Linked DNA regions of Homo sapiens: region 2 is linked to region 1. Evidence: read pairs that join two places in POLR2A ChIA-PET (ENCODE). Cell type or tissue: MCF 10A. All regions are shown on one strand. Each heading gives the region's core, and the rest is flanking DNA. Links, peaks and the distances in the headings are about the cores only. Region 1 overlaps LOC124903551 (a long non-coding RNA gene). Region 2 has its middle 31 kb from the start of ARPIN-AP3S2.

Evidence for each region. ChIA-PET counts read pairs that join two places held together with the same protein. Peaks named below come from ENCODE experiments on the same cell type or tissue, not always from the same donor. Only the 100,000 strongest peaks of a DNase experiment are listed, where the experiment ranks them.
Region 2: POLR2A ChIA-PET joins it to region 1 with 5 read pairs; 2 of 35 experiments call an interaction of 5 or more read pairs at or near these places.

Annotation. Positions count from the first base shown.
Region 1 is chr15:89,819,505-89,823,895 of GRCh38, forward strand. It overlaps LOC124903551 (a long non-coding RNA gene), which reads right to left. Exons shown (of 2, transcript XR_007064753.1): 2 at 3,680-4,195. Among named protein-coding and RNA genes, the nearest start is that of ANPEP, 6.8 kb to the left of the region's middle. RefSeq lists enhancers at 2,272-2,772, 2,773-3,273. In MCF 10A, for the core only: no CTCF peak of the experiment used is centred there; DNase peaks (open chromatin) are centred at 1,387, 1,897, 2,747 and 4,117.
Region 2 is chr15:89,941,393-89,945,783 of GRCh38, forward strand. No RefSeq gene overlaps it. Among named protein-coding and RNA genes, the nearest start is that of ARPIN-AP3S2, 31 kb to the left of the region's middle. In MCF 10A, for the core only: no CTCF peak of the experiment used is centred there; no DNase peak of the experiment used is centred there.

The sequences.
Region 1 (4,391 bases), core at 208-4,207:
AGAAACAATTAGATGTTCAGTAATGGAGGATTGGTTAAATAAATTATGGGCTTCTATATGAAAAAAGTACTATGCTACCATTCTAAAAACAATAAATCATAGCTGGACGCGGTGGCTCACGTCTGTAATCCCAGCACTTTGGGAGGCCGAGGCAGGTGGATCACCTCAGGTCGGGAGTTCGAGACCAGCCTGACCAACATGGAGAAACCCCATCTCTACTAAAAATACAAAAATACCCGGGCATGGTGGCGCATGCCTGTAATCCCAGCTACTCAGGTGGCTGAGGCAGGAGAATCACTAGAACCCAGGAGGCAGAGGCTGCGGTGAGCCGAGATCGCGCCACTGCACTACAGCCTGGGCAACAAGAGCGAAACTCTGTCTCAAAATAATAATAATAATAATAATAATAATAAATCATATTTTAGAAGTATTGAAAGAGTACTTTCTGTTTTGTTTTGCTAATAATCGTGGAGTGGGAAGACCTTTTTAGGTATATGAAATCCATACTCCACAAATGAAAAGACCGCTACAGTTGACTACATAAAGGTAAAAATCTCTGCATTGCACAACCACCACAAGCAAAGTCAAAAAGAACCCTCCATAACAGGGGAAAATTAGCTATATGTTGCTAACTGTTGACTCTCAGAGATGGGTATATTGAGGGTTCATTATTACTGTTATTTTTTAGTGTGTTTTCAAATTTCCATAACAAAAGGAAAACTTAAATATATACAAACTTCTGTATGGCAAAAGCCAAATATTACACTGGACAATAATATTTGCAACACATATAAACAACAACAGATTAATATCAATAATGTCCTAAAAAGGTCCTACAAGGTGTTTGTAAAAGACATAAAAACAGGCCAGGCGCAGTGGCTCACGCCTGTAATCCCAGCACTTTGGGAGGCTGAGGCGGGAGGATCACGAGGTCAGGTGATCAACACCATCCTGGCTAACATGGTGAAACCCCGTCTCTACTAAAAAAAAAATAATAATAATACAAAAAATTAGCCGGGCGTGGTGGTGGTAGCCTGTTACTCCCAGCTACTTCGGAGGCTGAGACAGGAGAATGGCGTGAACCCAGGAGGCGGCGCTTACAGTGAGCCGAGATCATGCCACTGCATTCCAGCCTGGGCAACAGAGTGAGACTCCGTCTCAAAATAAATAAATAAACAAACAAACAAACATTAGGGCAGAATAGGACTTGGGAAAATAAAATAAAATAAAAACAACACAACTGAAAACCGGGCAAAGGATTAGATCTGAAACTTCACAGAGGAGGAAATTTTAAAAGCCAACTAACAGGTGAAAAGATGTTTAACCTTAGTCATACTCAGGAAACACAATTTCAAAACAATGAGATGTCAGTTTTCACTTATGATGTTGGCCAAGGTCTAGACCAACGGATAACATCTAGAGTCGGCCAGGGTGTGGGGAACTGGGATCCCCCCACAGTCCTGGGGCACATGGGAATCGCTATGAATAAAATGGCAAGCCCTATTCACAATTTAACCACAGCTACCCTTTCATCCAGTGATCCTGTTTTGGGGAATTTATCCTAAACCCAGGGAGTAACGAAACTACTGCTTAAACCATTCATGCAGGAGGAGGCTTATTAGAGCATTCCTTGTTCGAGAAGAAAAATAAGCCAAAATGTCTGTAGAGCACCCTTTAAACAAGTGAATAAAGGTCCACAGGAAACAGTGTACACAGTCACAGAGCGTGTGTGCTAACTCTGTATGTATCACCTTGGAATGATGTCTGTTCGTACATTTTTAAGTTCAAAAGCAAGTTCCAAGCAATGCATTTCATCTCACCCTCTATTACAACAGCCCCAGGGATTGTCCCCATTTTATAGAGGAAGCTGATGGCTCAGGCGTGAGTAACCACCCCAGGCCAGTGCCCAGCTTGTGTCAGACCTTCCGAGGAAGCCACATCTGTCTGACCCAGCAAAGCTGCAGGGTCCTCTCTCTGGGTGCGTCATTCGGGTGTATTGTCATGAGTGCTGGGATGAAATGGAAATGAACTTGCCAAATTATTAACCCACTCTGCCTCAGTGAGGTTGACTTGAGCCAGGGGTGGGCTGGGGGAGGGAGACAGGGGAGAGACTATCCATTTTTTCCTTATATGCTTGTTTATTCTTTGAATTGTTAGAACAAACGTGAGATTTTCATAGCAACCACCCACCACTACAAAACCATTAAAATACTGCTTAAAGGGTGAGGTGCAGTGGCTCATACCTGCAATTCCAGCACTTTAGGAGGCAGAGGAGGTTGGATTGCTTGAGGCCGGGAGTTCAAGACCAGCCTGGCCAACATGGCAAAACCCTGTCTCTACTAAAAATACAAAAATCAGCCGGGCGTGGTGACATGCACCTGTAATTCCTGCTTTTTGGGAGGCTGAGGCGCAAGAGTTGCTTGAACACAAGAGGCAGAAGTTGTAGTGAGCTGAGATCGTGCCATTGCACTCCAGCCCAGGCGACAGAGTAATACTCTGTCTCAAAAAAAAAAAAAAAAAAAAAAGAGAGAAAAGAAAAGGTGGAAGTGGGAGGGGCAGGCAGGACTCAGAATGATGCCTCCCTGCTCATCCTGCGTGGCATCCCTTGCTGCCACCTCCATCTCAGTAACTCAGCCCCACGTGGTGCTCGGAAGAGCCCTTGGGAGAGGGTGCGTGATCTCAGGGCGTGGCAGCTTAGTGGGGGACTTTCCCCAAAGACTCCTTCTCTAGGCTGGAGTCCCTTGGTGAGGACGGGAGCAGCTGTTTCTAAACCTCCCTCTCCCCACAAGCTTAAGCAGCACAGGCTGCCTGCAGGCACTTTGGTCAGCTGTGTGTATGCGTGGCTCCCGTGCACCGAGGATGACTGGTCTACCTGGGCAACAACAGCAGGGATAATAAGCTCCGTGGGCGCAGGGTTCCTGCCTGCGCTGTTTTCCACTGTATGCAGCACTTAGCACAGGACTTGGCACATATAGGGCGAACTAAAGAACCAAAGCAGGGCATGATGGTGTGCATCTGTCATTCCAGTTTCTCAGGAGGCTGAGGTGGGAGGATCGCTGGAGCCCAGGCCTTCGAGGTCAGCCTGGATAGAATGGTGAGATGACAGAAACCCCCACACTGTGACGAGGGAGGGCAGGAGAAGGTGAGTGTCCATGGGGCACTGTTGAGGAATGAGGTGCATTGTCAGATGGACAGGTGGAGGGAGGGTGTCCGTAGCAGAGGGACCAACATTTCCAAAAGCAGGGGGTCCGGTGCATGGCGAGGGGGAGGCTGGAGTGCTCAGGGACAGTGGAGCCCTGAATGCCGAGCTAGGGAATTGAGCTCTATTCCTGGGAATCCTGAATCCCTGATGAAGTTGGAGAAAAGGACACTGATGGAATTAGGTTTGCCTTTTAGAGAGAGCCCCTGGGGACAGTTTGGGGACCAGATTGGAAGGGTGCCAGGTAGGAGGCAGGAAGAGCAGTTGGTGGCGGGTGGGGGGGTGGGGTGCCCTCCAGAGACAGAAGGAGAGCAGTTCAGGGATATTCCAGAGGTGGCTTCAGGAGGCCTGGTGACCAGCAGTGGGGGAGGGAGTCAGGGGAATGGGGCACCAGGGCTGCTGCTGGGGCTGGGGAGGGCAGTGCTAGAGTCAGTACTTCCTGGCACTGAGATTTTTTTTTTCAATTTCTTATTGCTGTTGTTTTCAAGAACTCAGTTTGGATTTTATTATAAAATTGATTAAAAACACATTTTTTGGAAAAAAAAAAAAGACAAAGAGTAGCTTTTACAATGAACTTCTTTGGGAACTTTCTCAGGAAGTGGGAAAGGGCCTGTTGTTGTCCAGGCTGTGGAAGGGATGGAAAGGACCTAGAGCCCACAGAGGTCCCTGAGGTGGCAGCAGGGCAGGGCAGAGTGGGGTGGGGGGAGGAATGGACCAGGCAGGTGGGGACGCCAAGTCCCGCATGGCACCCCTCGGCGGGCTCCCTCCCCAGTGCCCCCTGGATGCCACACCTAAGCACGGATGTGGTTCCCCCAGGAGTCCCCCAGGGCAGGGCAGGGCAGGGACCCTGCAGAGGAATGCTGGGTAGGAGGCAGCTTTGTGGTCAGACAGACTTGGCTTCCTCAGAAGGTCTGACACAAGCTGGGCACTGGCCTGGGGTGGTTACTCACGCCTGAGCCATCAGCTTCCTCTGTAAAATGGGGACAATCCCTGGGGCTGTTGTAAGAATTAAATGAGAAAAATCCTGTACAGCATTTAGCAATGCCCAGCCCTTAAGAAGCCCTTGGAGAGGAGCCCCCCAGGGATTGTCTTAGTGGGTCTTTGACCAGGTGGTGTGGCTCACACCTCCAAGCTGTCCCCTCTACAGAGGGGGTTGGGTGGGGGTGGGAGAGGAGACCTCATGCCTTCCGAT
Region 2 (4,391 bases), core at 107-4,106, 120 kb after region 1:
GGTGATCCACCCGCCTCGGCCTCCCAAAGTGCTGGGATTACAGGCATGAGCCACCGCGCCCGGCCAAGATCTAAAACATTTTACCAGCCAAGAACCACATATGAAAGAATTATTAGAGGATGTGTTTCAACAAGAAAAATTAGGAATTTGTGGCAGACAGACACTAAGAGGGTCCCCAGTGATCCCCACCTGTTGGTGTTCACTCCCTTGTGTAATGCCCTCTCCATGAGTGTAGGTGGGCCTGTGACTTGCTTCTAGCCGATAGGAGACAGCAAAAGTTCTGGCTTCTATTTTGCTAGAAAATTTTCTCCTTTGCTTACTCAGAGGACCCAGCTGACATGTTGTGAGCTACCCTATGGAGATATCCATATTGCAAAGGCCCAAGGGAAGCCTCCAGCCAACATCCAGCTAGGAACTGAGACCCTGAGGCCAACAGCCCTGAATAAACTAAATTCTGAATCTTTCCCCAGTCAACCCTTTGGAGGAGAGCCCAGCATTGATTGCAGCCTCAAAAGACCCTGAATCAGAGGGCCCAGCTAAGCTATGCTTGCATCCTGGCCCAGGAAAACTGTGAAATAATACATGTTTCTTTTTTGTTGTTGTTGTTGTTTTTTACCTGAGACAGAGTCTTACTCTGTCAACCAGGCTGGAGTGGAGTGGTGCAATCACAGTTCACTGCAACCTCCTCCTCCTGGGCTCAAGCGATCCTCCCACTTCAGCCTCCTGAGTAGCTGGGACTACAGGTGCACACCACCCTGCTCAGCTAATTTTTGTATTTTTTGTAGAGACAGGAATTTTGCCTTGCTGCCCAGGCTGGTCTTGAACTCCTGAGCTCAAACGACCCACTGGGCTCGGCCTCCGAAAGTGCTGGGATTACAGGAAGGAGCCACAGCGCCCAGCCATATTTTGTTTTAAGCCACTAAATATTGATAATTTTTTGTTTTGTTTTGTTTTTGTTTGAGACAGAGTCTGACTCTGTCGCCTAGGCTGGAGTGCAGTGGCGCGATCTCAGCTCACTGCAACCTCCAACTCCCTAGTTCAAGTGATTCTCCTGCCTCAGCCTCCTGAGTAGCTGAGATTACAGGCACGTGCCACCACGCCCAGTTAATTTTTGTACTTTTAATAGAGATGGGGCTTCACCATGTTGGCCAGGATGGTCTCGATCTCCTGACCTTGTGATCCGCCCGCCTCAGCCTCCCAAAGTGCTGGGATGACAGGCATGAGCCACCATCCCTGGCCAAATATTGATAATTTTTAATGCAGCAATTGATAAGACAGAATCCAAGAGGGAGATGTGAGATATAAGGAGTGGTGGGTAAAGAAGCCAGTAAAACTTTTTGATGTCCAAGAAGGTGTGGATTAAAAATAAACAAAACAAAACTCTGCAATGGGAATCTCTGATTATTTCAACATGGGAGGTGGGAAGAGGAGAATAAATGAAAGAGGGAAGAAAGAGAGTAAAAGATTTCTTGTTTTATTTGAAGGTACGATATAGATTCTTATTAAAATCTAGAGGTTGATATATAAATACATTGTAAATATTTATTTATTTATTTATTTATTTATTGAGACCGAATCTTGCTCTGTCACCCAGGCTGGAGTGCAATGGTGCAATCTTGGCTCACTGCAACCTCTGCCTCCCAGGTTCAAGCGATTCTCCTGCCTTAGCCTCCCAAATTGCTGGGACTACAGGCGTAAACCACCACGCCCAGCTAATTTTTGGGTATTCAGTAGAGACGGGGTTTCACCGTGTTGGCCAGGCTGGTCTCAAATTTGTGACCTCAAGTGATCCGCCTGCCTCAGCCTCCCAAAGTGCTGAGATTACAGGCGTGAGCCACCGCACCCAGCCAATTGTAAATATTTACATAAAAATTTCAGGGTAGAGAACTTCCTGAAAAAACAATTAAATTATGGTAAAGTATTGTTTAAGAGACATATACCCATAAAGAAGTGGAGAATGGTGGAGAGGACAATAGTAAGACAATAAATAGATGGACGGCTGGTAAATGATGCAGCATACCCAGGAAGACTGAGTCCTAGAGCAGGAGTTGGAGGCAGATATACTGCAAAGAAAGGATACCATAGAAAAGGAACATTCAGGAATTTTCTGAAGATGAGTTTTTGGAAATTAAAAACATGACGGTAGAAATGAAAAGTTGGAATTGAAGTGGAGGAAATCTCCCAGAAAATAGAGCAAAGAGACAGAGACAAAGAGATGGAAAATAGAAGAGAAAATAGAAAATAAAATCAAGCCTGGCATGGTAGCTCACACCTGTAATCCCAGCACTTCAGGAGGCCAAGGCGGGCAAATCACCTGAGGTCAGGAGTTCAAGACCAGCATGGCCAACATGGTGAAACTCCGTCTCTACTAAAAATACAAAAACTAGCTGGGTGTGGTGGCACATGCCTGTAATCCCAGTTACTCAAGAGGCTGAGGCAGGAGAATCACTTGAACCTGGGAGGTAGAGGTTGCAGTGGGCTGAGATCACCACTGAGATCACACCACTGCACTCCAGCCTGGGCGGCAGAGTGAGACGCCATCTCAAAAAAAAAACAAAAAAAATTAGCCAGGCATAACGGCACACACCTGTAGTCCCAGCTACTTGGAAGGCTGAGGCAGGAGAATCATTTGAACCTGGGAGGCAGAGGCTGCAGTGGGCCGAGATCGTGTCATTGCACTCCAGCCTGGGCAACAGAGCAAGACTTTGCCAAAAAAAAAAAAAAAAAAAAAAAAAATCAATACAGGAGGTCCACTGGTCAAATAATAAGCAGTTAAGAAAGAAGAAACAGAGAAAGTGGAGGTGGGGAAGTTTATTTTCAAAGCAATTTAATTTGATAAAAATTTCCAGAATTTTTACCATGATGCGCAGCACTGCTATGAAGTCTGTGTAGTTAAGAACACATTATCATTGTTCAGCTCATGCTTTATCTCTTTCGTTTTGTTTACTTTGATTTGCTTATGTGTGCATTTATGCATGCATTTATTTATATAATGAACCCTCATTTGAATCCACAGCCCAACTAGCCAATAATATCCATGGGCTTCTTGCCTTTCCCATCTCCCAGCCTCCCCCAACTAAAGATAACCACCATCCTAAATTTGGTGTTTCTTCTTCTTCTTCTTTTTTTTTTTTTTTTTTTTTTTAAGTATTTCATTTTATGAGTCAGGGTCTCACTCTGTCACACACACTGGAATTCAGTGGTGTGATCATAGCTCACTGCAGCCTCCACCTCCTGGGCTTAAGCAATCCTTCCACCTCAGCCTCCAGAGTAGCTGGGACTACAGGTGTGCACCACCACGCACAGCTAATTTAAAAAAATTTTTTTTGGTAGGAAGGAATCTTGCTATATTGCCCAGACTGATCTTGAAATCATGGCCTTAAGTGAGACACAGCATCAGGCCCTTTTGGTTTTTAAAAACAGCTTCATCACATTTATAGGGGCCTGAACAATGAATTGTTTCCTTTCACTTGGTTTAGAATGTTATAAAAAGGGTATCACTCTGTGTGGTCACCTGAGACATGCTTTTTCCACTCATTATGATACCATCCAGATTCATACTTGCTGTTCCCTGGTTCTTTAATTCATTCACTTTCAAAGCTGTATAATATTCCATTGTGCAAATGTACCAAAATGTATTCATTCATTCTCCTACCAGTTTGGGAGAATTGGGAAGGTGCATGTGTGTGTGCGTATGTGTGTGAATGTGTACTGATAGTGAAAGAGTTCAGTCTTCATCCTCTATGGTTGAAAATCAACAGATGATAACTAAAATTGAAAATGATCAAGAAGTAGCAATATATGTGTAATATTTAGAGATAAAGGAGTAAATATGAGAAGAATCATCAAAAGGAATAAGAGGCCTATGCCGGGTGCAGTGGCTCACGCCTGTAATCCCAGCACTTTGGGAGGCCGAGGCGGGCGGATTCCCTGAGCTCAGGAGTTTGAGACCAGCCTGGGCAACATGGTGAAACCCCGTCTCTACTAAAATACAAAAGATTAGCCAGGCGTAGCAGCGCATGCCTGTAATCCCAGCCACTTGGGAGGCTGAGGCAGGAGAATTGCTGGAACCCAGAGGTGGAGGTTGCATTGAGCCGAGATGGCGCCACTGCACTCCAGCCTCGGCGACAAGAGCAAGACTCTGTCTCAAAAAAAAAAAAAGAGGCCGCGCACGGTGGCTTACGCCTATAATCTTAGCCCTTTGGGAGGCCGAGACGGATGGATCACTGAAGGTCAGGAGGTCAAGACCAGCCTGGCCAACATGGCGAAACCCCATCTCTACTAAAAATACAAAAATTAGCCGGGCGTGGTGGCGAGTGCCTGTAATCCCGACTACTCAAGAGGCTGAGGCAGGATAATTGCTTGAACCTGGGAGGCAGACGTTGCAGTGC